Regions from separate parts of the Homo sapiens genome. Here region 2 is linked to region 1. The links are chromatin contacts, found by Hi-C in ENCODE. All regions are on one chromosome and are shown on one strand. The core of a region is the stretch at or near the end of the contact, and the rest is flanking DNA. Distances in the headings are between cores, read along the strand shown.

The links. A loop is a pair of places that touch in the nucleus more often than their neighbours do. Pooled maps may share reads with other maps.
Region 2: a loop to region 1 is called in a map of CD4-positive, alpha-beta T cell, with 10 times the contacts of the local background. The contact joins the promoter of PAK3 here to the enhancer-like site in region 1. A Hi-C loop is called at or near these places in 3 of 168 maps with a recorded cell type or tissue (CD4-positive, alpha-beta T cell, PC-3 and mammary epithelial cell), 1 of 37 single-sample maps with no recorded cell type and 9 of 50 pooled maps.

What each region holds. Positions count from the first base shown.
Region 1 is chrX:111,036,685-111,042,613 of GRCh38, forward strand. It overlaps a transcript of PAK3 not described here. Among named protein-coding and RNA genes, the nearest start is that of PAK3, 57 kb to the right of the region's middle. Within about 2 kb of position 4,412, at least 3 of the 41 ENCODE cell types and tissues checked have a DNase peak (open chromatin) inside an H3K27ac peak, as active enhancers do; they include CD4-positive, alpha-beta T cell, PC-3 and mammary epithelial cell, where a contact is called at or near this core.
Region 2 is chrX:111,092,331-111,098,233 of GRCh38, forward strand. PAK3 (p21 (RAC1) activated kinase 3) reads left to right here and starts at 3,861. Exons shown (of 18, transcript NM_002578.5): 1 at 3,861-4,085; 2 at 5,060-5,126; 3 at 5,245-5,354. RefSeq lists a silencer at 3,932-4,061.

The DNA of each region.
Region 1 (5,929 bases), core at 3,162-5,661:
TCTTTACAGAAATCTTGTCCAATTTATAGTAACCACGCATGAGAGTGCCCATTTGAGACTCCTTGCCATCATTTAGTCCCCCGATTAAAAAACCTCTTATTTGATGGGTAGAATTTATATCTGACTGTTGAGTCATTTTTATGTGTTTTATCACTAGGTAAAAGTTGAATGGTTTTTACATACTCATTAGCAATTTACAATTCCTCCTTTAGATATTGTTTGAATCTTTTGCCCATTTAACCATTAGAGTCTTAGGTTTTGTTTGTTTGTTTGTTTTTGAGCCAGAGTCTCGCTCTGTCACCCAGGCAGGAGTGCAGTGGCATGATCTCTCCTCATTGCAACCTCTGCCTCCGAGGTTCAAGTGATTCTCCCGTCCCAGCCTCCCGAGCAGTCGGGATTACAGGCTTGCACCACCATGCCCGGCTAGCTTTTGTATTTTTAATAGGGACAGAGTTTCACCATGTTGGCCAAGCTGATCTCAAACTGCTGACCTCAAGTGATCTGCTCACCTCAGCCTCTCAAAGTGCTGGGATTACAGTCATGAGCCACTGCACCCAGCCAAGTCTTAGTATTTTTCTTAACAAATTTATAAGCTCTTTATATATGAAGGCCATCAACCCTCTCTCATGTTGTGGTGACTATTTTTTAAAGCTTACTGACTCCCTACAAATAGTTTGAAATTGAGAGGATTTCCTTTTGGGATTTGTTTGGGTTGGTGTGAATGGCTTTTTTAGCCTTCTCACATTCCTTGTTCATTCAAAAAGTGGTCTCTCCTTGGTATTGTGGCTTTACCACTCAAAGAAAAGCAAGTGTTTCAGTTCTGGGCAGAAATAGCATGAATATTCTCTTCCATTTAATTATAGAGACTCAGCGTAACCCTGGCAAGAAACTAAATCGAGCCCATCAAGTAGCAGACAGTGAAGCCCAACTGTATTCCTAGTATAGTGCCTGTTACATAGTACATGCTGATGAAAAGTTTGTTGTAAAATTAAAGCATGCATGAATCTCTCCCCAAGAACCATGTATTATCAGTTATAGCTTCATGTCTCATCACCTCAGTTATGAGGCAAACTATCTTCTTTTTTCTCTTGAACTCTTCATTTTCAATATTTAAAAAACCTGATTATATCAGGAACAGGGTATCTATAGGTATTCATAGACCTTTAACACTAATAATTTCCCTTTCATGAAGGGGCTCATAAGGTTCCCCAGGTTTCTTGTGAATATTATGGAGAGGCTTGCAACATAGTGATTACAATCCCAGGCTTTAGTGACAAAAAGATGAGAGTTCAAATCCAATTCTGCAATTTACTGGCTGTTTGGATGTTGACAAATTATTTGACCTCCCTATGCTTCAACCTTTATATATGTGAAATGAAGATGATAGTAGCCCCAAACTCACAGGGTAGGGGTGATTCTGAGGGTTAAGTGAAATAATGTATGCAAAGCATCAGGCATGGAATAAATAAGCACTCATTTAATGGTAGCTACAATTATTATCAACAACAATGTATTATATGTTGGGGGCAGGAAGCAAGGATCAGGTTAGTATCAGGGACTATAGCATAAAGGGCATTGAATGTGAAGTCCCAACAAATAGATTCACGTTCAAATTCTATTATCACCCTGTGACTTTGGAGAAGTTCCTTTTCTTTTGTGGACCTGGTACTTTGACAGTAAGTGTCCTGCCATCCTCTGCTCACCTGGGCTGGGATACCATCCCCACCCTTCTTACAGAAGCAATGGCTTCAGCCCTTGAATCTACCTTGCAGTCAAGCATGATAAAATCCCTTCTGAGGTTAAGTATAATGAGGTGTATGGGACTCCAGGAAGAGTAGGTACTAAGGTGGGTGCAGTTTATAAGGAGGTAGACAGGTTTTACCCAGTAAAAGAGCTTTTCACAGTGTAGTGGTTAAATGCATAGTGTCAGAAGCCACATTGCCCAGGTCAGAATCCTGACTCTGTCATTTACTAGCTGTGTTGACCTTAGGCAAGTATTTTAGCCTCTCTGACACTTAGTTTTCTTACCTGTGACATGAGGATAATAATAGTATCTACATCATAGGATTGTTATGAAGATTAAATCTTTAATGTTTATAATTTGCTTAGATCAGTATCTGACATATGTAAAGCACAATATAAGAGTTTTAAATAACAAAATAGATAAAAATAAGAGCTAATTAAGAATTGGAGGGAGTTCTTTGATGGGTAGTGAGTTTCCTTTCACTCTCAGGACATCATCAGAGGCTGGAGGTATTAAATATATTCAAGTACCAAGAGAGGATTGGACAAGATAAACTTGATCATCACTTCCTGATCAAAAGTTCTATGACTTGCTTTCCAAGGTCACCATGGCAGACTTAGACCCAACTTAAGCCATAACTTTTCAGTAGATATTTTTCCTCCTCTGCTGCTGTCACCCTCATTTACACTTATGTTTTCTTGGATGACATTTTAAAATTGATCAATACAATTCACAGGTATGAAGGGCAGCTTAAACCTGCCACCCTTCCCTTGCTCACAAAGCAGCTATTACTTTGAAAGCCAGTTTTACTTTCTGCCTTTTTGTCAGATCTTAGCCAAATTTGATTGACAAGAGGCTTTTGGTGAAACTGTTTCATTCGTGTGCTGGATGTCACTTGCTGACTTACAGTCTCCTCATTTGTGAGGTCCCTGATGCTATTAAATGAGAGGAATTATCATGTCATAAAAAGAATGCCATCAGCTAGTCAGTTTTATATCTGACCTAGCTGTACTTGCATCTGCCATTTGACTTTAGCCTCTTATTTGGGCAGAGAATAGCATCCATTCATCCACCCTCCACCACCTGTCACTCTCACTAAAGACCAGAAGAAGTCTGCCTCCAGGTGAGGTTTCTCAGTGATGGACTGATAGAAAGAGTGCTGGAGTTACTCTAAGCTCAGCAGACCAGGCTAATGCTTTAATAGACCATGTAGACAAAGGGCAGTGAAAGAACTAGGGCAGAAATGATTTTTTACTTGGAGAATCAGACTAGATTGTAGCCCACACAGATGCAGCCTCCTGAATGATTGGAGGAGTTTCAGTATTCCCAGCCCCGCCCTAGGCTGAAATCCAAACCGGGAAGGCAAGGCAAGGTGTGAGCACATAGGTGAAGGAATTTCCCTCAAGCAGAGGCCCAAGCTCAGAAGGGGTCCTGTGAGGCACATAATTCCTAGGGTCTTGGCTGAGGCAAGTCTGCCAACCCTGAAAAGCCAGGGGATTTCCTGCATGTTAGAGAATGGCTGAGGCCCTGGAGTATTTTAACCACTCTGGGAAAAGTAGATGGAGCAAAAAAAAAAAAAAAAAAAGAAGAATCAAAAAGAAAGAAAGAAAAAAAAATGTCTCCAAGACACCATCAGAGAAGTAGAAGGTGGAGGTTTCCCTGAAGAAGAAGACTCAACCTGGTTCCAGAGAGACTGCCACTCAGCAACTGCAAGTATGGCCTTGGAATCGGAGAGACTTGGGTTCATGTCCTGGCTTAGCCAAGTTCCACCGAATGAGTTACTTAAACTCACCAAGCTTCGATTTCCCCTTCTCTAAATTACAGATACTAATAAAAGCCCCTGATTCATTGGGTTGTTGTGACAATTACATTATACAGAATGTAGGTAAAGCACTTAGCACTCTTGGCAAAAACTAAGTGCCCAGTAAATATTAACTATTTTAATCATTATCATCATAATGCATCAATTACTGGAAACAGACAAATATAACTTTAAGAAAATATAGATACATTTTATATACTTTTCAATGCATACTATATTTCCTAATAAAACCACTATTTAAAAAAGGAAAAAGAAAAGCAGTATGACAGAGTGGTTAAGAATGTATGACAAATCATGGTTCACACTCCCAGCTTGACCACCTATCCCTGTGAGTGTCTAGGTAAATCACTTGGCCTCTTGAGGCTCATAGGACCAACCGTGCAGGATATTGTCAGAATTAAATAAGGAAACCCCCATAAAGTGTTTAGTATAGTGCCCTTCACAGAACAAACTAAGATTTATTTCTAGTTATTATCATTATGGGTTTTCCTCTGCAACTCTCAGCCCTCTTGTGTTCCACTTGATTCTACCAGTCTTTAGCCCATTATTACAAGCTGTACCAGAGGGAAGTTCAGAGTAACACTGGCGGTTTCCTGGGTGGGGGTAGTCGAGATTGAAACTATCAGGCCCTAGGGTATAATCCAGTGGTAGTGAAATGGGGTAAAGCATTGTTAGGAACCCAGCCTATTAACTAAAGGCACTGTGGCTTTAAAAGGTAATTGTTTTCCAGTGGCCTCCCAGAGCTGAGTCAGTTCCTCAGTGGACCCTGTATCACGATATAGCTCCTTTCTTCCAGCCCCCATCACAGCAGCCAATTCAACACATACACTCCTGGCTGACGCATTTGCCACTTTCTTCAAATATTTGCTAAAAGCTTCCCAAAGCAGGAAGCCTTGCGGTTGCAGAGCATTCTCTGAGAGAAATGAAGCAATGGTTTCTATGGCAACACTTTGGCACTTATTAGTGTTTGCGTAGGCACTGAGGCAAAAGCTGGGGTCCAGACAAGCCCTTGCTGGGAAGGGATGAGGAGAAGAGAGGGCTTGGGATGCAAAATTGCTCTCACTTTGCCCTCTTGGTAGTCCTTAGGGACAGTCCTGGGGGAGTGTTTGGGGCACAATTTGGCCATATAGAGACAGTCTGAACTCTCCTGGGGCAGAGATTGCCTCACTCAGTACCACCTGTCTTTGCCACCAGGTTTAGCTTCCCCAAACACTCCTTCACTGTGCCACCCCTCTGCCCAAAAGCTTTGCTTCTTTTCCCCAGTATCTATAGATCAAGTGCAAATCATGGCATTTGTGGCCTTCCACAGACTCCTTTTTTCAGAAGCTGTAGCTGCCTCCCTCACTGTACCCCCTGTGCCTTCTACTTCAGCAAGATGGTTCAACCTCATCCTACCTCCACTCCCTGTTACACTGCAGGTGTTTCTACTTCCCACCTCTCTTCCATACCATTCTCCTTGCTTGGACTTCCTGATACCATCGCCCATGTATCCAGGACTTGCCTTTCCTTCAAGACCTGTCTTAAGCCTCAGTTTCTTCAATAAACTTTATTGGACCACCCCAACTCAGTGGAATTCCATTCTCTGAATTGAGATTGTATTACTACTCAGATCTGTCATGCATTTGACACTTAAACACACACTGCCTTGTATGTTGTTTTATTACTGCATATATATACTTTTTTATATATGTGTGTCTTTATTACTGCATATATATTTCTTTATTACTGCATATATATGTGTCTCTATTCAACAAATAGATGTCTCTGTCTAGACAGTAAGCTTCTCCCCAAAAGGGGACTTTTAAAGTGTTTTTCTGTTTTTCCACAGTGCCCTGCTCATAATAAGAAATTAATTAGACATTATATGCACAGGGTTTAACCCGGTGCCTGGTATATAGTAAGTGCTGGAGAGATGTGTGGTACCCTCGAATAGTTCTTGATTGATACCCTGTACCTCCATTGCCACTTCCACTCATGGGCTGCATATGGTGTCCCTGGACATTCATTTAGCCTTAGCCTTGGAGCCTTCATGAGCCATTAGGTTGGCAAAACTCAGTGAGTGACCATTGGTCTTATCCACACCATCTCCTGCTGCCCACCCACTCACCACTGCAGCCCTCAGGACAGGCTGTGTCATTTTTAGAGCCCAGTGAAAAACAGAAATGTGAGGCCTCTTGCTGAAATAGTTAATTTCAAGACAGTGAGAGTAGAGCATTAAACCAAGGATAGGGCTCTTCAGAGTTGGGGCCCTGTACCACGGCACAGGCTATGTTGCACACCCACAAGGCCAGCCCTGCTCGCCATCCTACTTTTCTTGTGCCGTGTTCCAAGTTCCTGGCACAAGAGACAGGGGAAATCCACAT
Region 2 (5,903 bases), core at 2,611-5,110, 55 kb after region 1:
ACATGTCTTTCCTACCCTCTTTTATTCCCAGAGTGTCCCCTTTAGCAGTTAAAACACACACATACACCCAATTTTTTAAACAAAAATAAAATCATAATACACGTGCTGTTCTGCATTTTTTCACTCAAGAATGGGTCAAGGAGTATTACTATTTCAGTACAGAGGGGTCTATATACTTGGTTTTTTAAGCTGATGCATAGTAGTCCAAAATATGTATCTACCATAATTTATTTAATGATTCACTTACTTGGGCAGGAGAAAACTTTGGGAGGTGATAGATATGTCCATGCCTTGGATGGTGGTGATAGTTTCACAGGTGTATACTTATTCCCAAACTCATAGAGTTGTATACATTAAATATGTACAACTTTTTACATGGCAATCATATTTGACAAAGTGGCTAAAAAAACAACAGTTCCCTTACTGAGGGACATTTAGGCTACCTTTCATGTAATATTTTTCATTCTTATATAATATTCAGCATAACATATTTCAACATTTCTTGACATGTTTTTATGAATATATTCATAATCAGATTCCTTGAGTTGGAATTGCTGGGTCAAGTGGCACATGCATTTTAACATTTCCTAAGTACTACCCACTTGTGCTCCCAAAAGGTTGTGCCATTTACACTCCCGTCAATTGTATATGAGAGTGAGCAATGTTCCTTTTATCCAGGATTTGACTGAAACAGTTTGAAGATATTCATTTCAGTTTACTTCTGTTATTAAAAGCCCCATCCCAGCGCTTCTCACTTCTCATGTGAATCAAGGGGCTAGTTGGGTTGGTAAAGACCCAGAGAAGATATACAACTCAAGTGGCCATATAGGGTGGCAGAACAAACATAGAACTGAGAATTGGAGACCTGGTTTCCAGGACCATCTCTGTGAAGCACTGGACAGGTAACTTCAAACCCCTGAGTCTCCATTCTCTCATCTATGAAATGCAGATCATAATAATTGCCATAGTAAACTGTTGTGGTTGTTGTGAGGATCAGATGGGGAGATACAAAAGTGGTTTGTAACCTGAGAAGTAGGATACACATGCCAAGTGGTTATGATGGTAGTGTTGTAATACCCTTAAATCAAAGAGCTCCCAAGCAAGAGAACAGTGAGTTGGGTGGTAAAAATGGTGAGTTGAGGGGAAAAATTACACAGATGAAATCTTTAAGATATTTCAGATTGGAATCCCTTCCTGAGATCTCCCATGCAGTTGCCCTATATTCTTGGAGAACAAACCATGTTGACAGTAAAGACTGCTTTCTCGTATCAAGAATAACATAGGTTATCACCCTTTCATAGGAAGACCCTAGGCTTGGGTCTTAAGTCCAGTCCTCTTTCTATGACATCACTATGCTTTGTCAGTCACCTAATAGGATTTTGTCCACATGCTACTTTCTACAATCACTAGGGAGAAAGGAAATACACCCATGAAATGTTTAAATAACCATGTGTGGTGACTGCATAAATAGCTCTGAGTTATAGCTGAGGTATATGGGAGGATTAGAGTGAAATCAAATACCTTCTCATTACAAGTTAAATCAATAGCCTAGAAGACCCAAGTTAAATCATTAGCCAGGAAAATCCAGTTATATTTTTCTATTTCTTAAAAAAGGTTCTTGTTTAACCCAAATAAATGCATTTTACAAATCAGAGATGTTAACATTGAATAAATTACATTCATTTTGATTTGTGATTTTTTTAGATTATTTTTACCATGGTGTAGAAAAAAACCAGTGGGATGTGGTTGCTTTTTTTTTTTAACTCCAAAGTTAGTTAAAAAGATATCTGTAAAATCACTGGAGTCAGAACCATCCTGATTCCAACTTATTAATGAAGGATTTGAGAAAGAGTGTTGTATATTTTTGCATTAAAGACAACCACGACACCAAAAAAGCTATTTTTAAAAATGCCTGATTTTTTAAAAATGCCAATCTTATATAGTCTGTTTCTTTTAAAGCAAGTATGTATTTTAACAAAACCAGTAATACCACATTTAATTCTTAGCAGTAGTAAACTGTATCATATTAGAAAAAGCATGGACTTTGGACTCATTTCGATACAAATCCCAGCTCTACCACTTTCTACAATGTTAATGTAATACTCATATATGCATTAATATATATATTTTGAATTTAGGAAAATAAAATGCAAACTGACCCTTAAAAATGGTCTGGATTACATCGTTTACTTAGTCTTTGCCTCCCTCTTTCTTGTTTTGGCATAGAGTGGATCATTGTTGTTGTTTTTCTCAATTCCCTGTATCATCACAATTTAAAATGAATCAGTCCAAAAGAGGCATCCCATTCTTCAACTGCCTGAGATGTTTTGTCTGGCGAATCTGTAGCTCTTTTTTTTTTTTTTTTTTTTTTTTTGGAGACGGAGTTTTGCTCTTGTTGCCCAGACTGGAGTGCAGTGGCGCAATCTCGGCTCACTGCAACCTCCACCTCCTGGGTTCAAGTGATTCTCCTGTCTCAGCCTCCCAAGTAGCTGGGATTACAGGCGCATGCCACCATGCCCAGTTAATTTTTGTATTTTTAGTAGAGACGGGGTTTCATCATATTGGTCAGACTGGTCTTGAACTCCTGACCTCAGGTGATCCGCCCGCCTGGGCTTCCCAAAGTGCTGGGATTACAGGTGTGAGCCACCGCGTGTGGTCATCTGTAGCTCTTTTGTACGACTTTTACTAAAAGGACCTGGGCAGATATATTAGTTCACTCTTGTTCTTGAAACCTATTTTGTTGGCATTATGGAGAAATTATTGCTGGATGTTACACAGTGTGGAGAAAATTGAATAAAAGTTCACTGGGAAGGGTCATGATCTATTTTGGCCATTTAAGTATGTGAGGATATATTTATCTTTATGAAAATAAATTTGAAAGTAGAAAGAAAAAGTTACTCATAATACTACTAGTTTAACCCAACGGTTACAATTTTATGTCCTCTTCTGATCGTTTTCTGTAGGCATATTTTACATCATTATAATTTGAATGTCCTTATTGTTTTGTATTATTTGACTTTTTATGGCAGCTTACTGTCGCCTTGCTGGGATTCACCATAATTTACATAATCTAGCCAAATCATGGGGAGTATGGATTTTGGAGTAGCAAGAGATTATTTTTGGAGTTAGATTTTATAAAGCTTTGGCCATCTGCAAAAATTTGAACCGTATCCTAAAGACAAGAGAAAGCTTTGAAGGTTTAAGGGAAAGGATGGACAGAGAGAATCGCATTTAAGCTCCATTTGAAGTAGAGTTATTTTTATTTTTTGTATAATTCCTTGCTTTTTGGAATGTGTGTGCTTCATATGCAGAAAAGTAGTTTCCCGATCTAGACTGCCATCTCTTTGAATTCCACTGCCACATCTGTCTCTCTTAGTTTTCTGTGTATTTTAGAGATTCCGTCAGTTTAACCTGCCTGGCTGACAGGTGGTGTCCCAAATCGAAACCGTTTTTTCCCCCGAATAAAGTGTGCCCGTGTAGCTGTACAGATTTCGTCCCCTGAAAATTCATCTGAAATCTCAATTCTCCTGAGGGGAGCAATTAAGGAAGATACATGAACTCTCCCCTCCTCTCCATCCTGTCAGGTGCCCCTCTTTTTTGATGGCCCCACCTCTGTCTAGACAACCCTGACAGTGTAGAAGTTTCCATCTCCTTTCCCTTTCCCTCTCCATGTTCCCTCCCCTTCAGTTTTTTCCCCCTCCCAGGCGCTTCCTGCCTGGAAACAAAAGATTGGTCCCCAGTAGCCCACTCAGGGCGATTTTAGTTTTATGCTCACCATCTGATTGGCCTAGGTAAGGTGCAGAGCTCGGGTGACGTAATAGCAGAGAAGGGCTAGGGAGCGGTTGCCGAGCAGGGGCTCTACCGCGGGCGGGCAGCTGTGCCAGCTAACCGTCTGGGATCTCGCACTGGGGGCTGCAGCTTTTCCCCGCCTCGAGCCAGTGTGCGGGGGCGGGAGAAGAGCCAGGGGGAGCGGGCTGGGCCCGGGGCTGCGGCTGCGGCCGCGGGGCTGCGGCTCCCCAGCCCCGCCAGCTGGAGCGCTCGGAGGTAGAGGAAAGGTCTTGACGGGGTGGCTGGATCCGTGGCAGGTAAATCCCGCGACTAACTGCACCCGGGCTACCGCGGGGGAGGGGGTGGCTGTTGGATGATGCTTTAAGGCTGCTGGGCAGATGTTCTGCCTTTCCGGACCCCCCTCCTGTCCTGTTTGTGCCCCAGCCTCGAGTCTCCTACGTGGCTCCCCGGAGCCCTGAGACCAAGCGAGCAGTTTGCATGATCCCAGTTCGCGGACAAGTGGGTGTGTCAGGGCCGTTCCCAGAGGGCCGGGGCTCCTTCGCTTGGTCAAACCCTAGACTCGTTTACTGGGGCCTGGGCCGCTTGAGGCAAAACCCGCCTTGAAAGCTACGTCAGCCTGTAAGTCTTCCCTTTCACCCCCCCGCCCGCCCCCCTACCCAGCCCCAGTAGCTGTGACAGCAGTTCCCTAGAAAAGGGGAGGGGGTGTGGCCACGGTCTGGCCAAGTCCGGGGTAGAACCCCCCCGCCCCTTACACACACACACACACACACACACACACACACACACACACACGAGGAAAGAGAAAAAGTGACGATTTTCTTAAACGGGCGCCTTCCCCTCTTTCTTTTATTTTTCTTTATCCCCCTCCCCTTTTTTTGGTGGGGGGATGGTAATAACAGGGGGACCCTTTTCTTCTCCTGTGGGGATTGGAATGATGCAATAACGCCCCCAGAAAGCTCAGGGTCCCTGGATTGGCCCTCTCTTTGTCTGGGGAGCAGTGTCATTGGGTCCACTGCCTCTCCTTCTCTCCTGTTCCCCTTAGCTCGCTGGGGGACATTGCCCTCAGTTTGTGAACTGGCTCTGGCAAGATTACTGCCGCACTTTTGGGTGAACTGAACATTTTAGATTCTTACTCTGGCAAGTTTTCCTTCCCTAGGTGGTGGTTAAGGGGTGGGGTGGGGTGGGGGATGGTGGGAAGAGGGGGATGCAGGCAAGGAGAGAGATAGAGGCCCCACTTGTTTTTTTTTTTTTTTTTGGTCCCACCTTTCAGAATCCAGTTCCAGATTCTAGACTTGAGGGTTCTGGGCTGTTGGTCTGTAGAAGCGAAGGAGAGAAGGGTGAGTGGCTTGGCTTTGGGAAGCATGATGGGGGCGGTTGCAGTGCTATTTTTAAAAAACGGCTTTCAGCAGGGAAGCCTTTAGCCATGTTAGTCTTGCTCCCCTCATGGTTTTGCAGACTCAAATCCAGGCCAAGTGTATGGCTGTCTGAGGTATTGGAACAGAAGGAGGTCCATTCCTGTTGGTGACAACACCGTGGCCCTGTTCTGGGATGAGCAAGGTGTAAAGGTCAGTGCGGTTTTCACTGGGCCATTTGCAAAATTATAATTGGGCAAGATCTGTGATTTGGTACTTGAGGCCTCCAATCAGGGGCAACTTTGGGCAAAAAGACTTGATATGGTAATGAATGACTAACAGGCAGAGGCTTGGAGAGAGAGCCATTTGTAAGCCTCTGTTTCTGGATACAAGTGTCATATCCCCCAGCCCATGCAAGAAGCAAAATGGGAAGAGACTAGGAGGTAGCCTGGGCAAGAGCTGACAGCTGAGAATCCTGAGGTCAGAGAGACCTTAGGATGTCAAGGAGCTGACCCTGCAAGTCTCCGGACAGGCAGCTGGGCCTTGTAGGAGAGATCTGACAGGAAAAGGAGGTTCACATGCAATAGGGTTATAAGCTAGGGGACACAGGACCCTAGGGACATTCTCACCAGCTAACCATTCCCACAGGTTGCAGAATTTCCTGGTCAGAGGTGGAAATGGTATATAGGGCAAACAAGTTTGCTGAGGTCTTGGGAGAGGGTGAGTGGTGGACATACCAGGTGAGGGAAACGAGAAATAAAA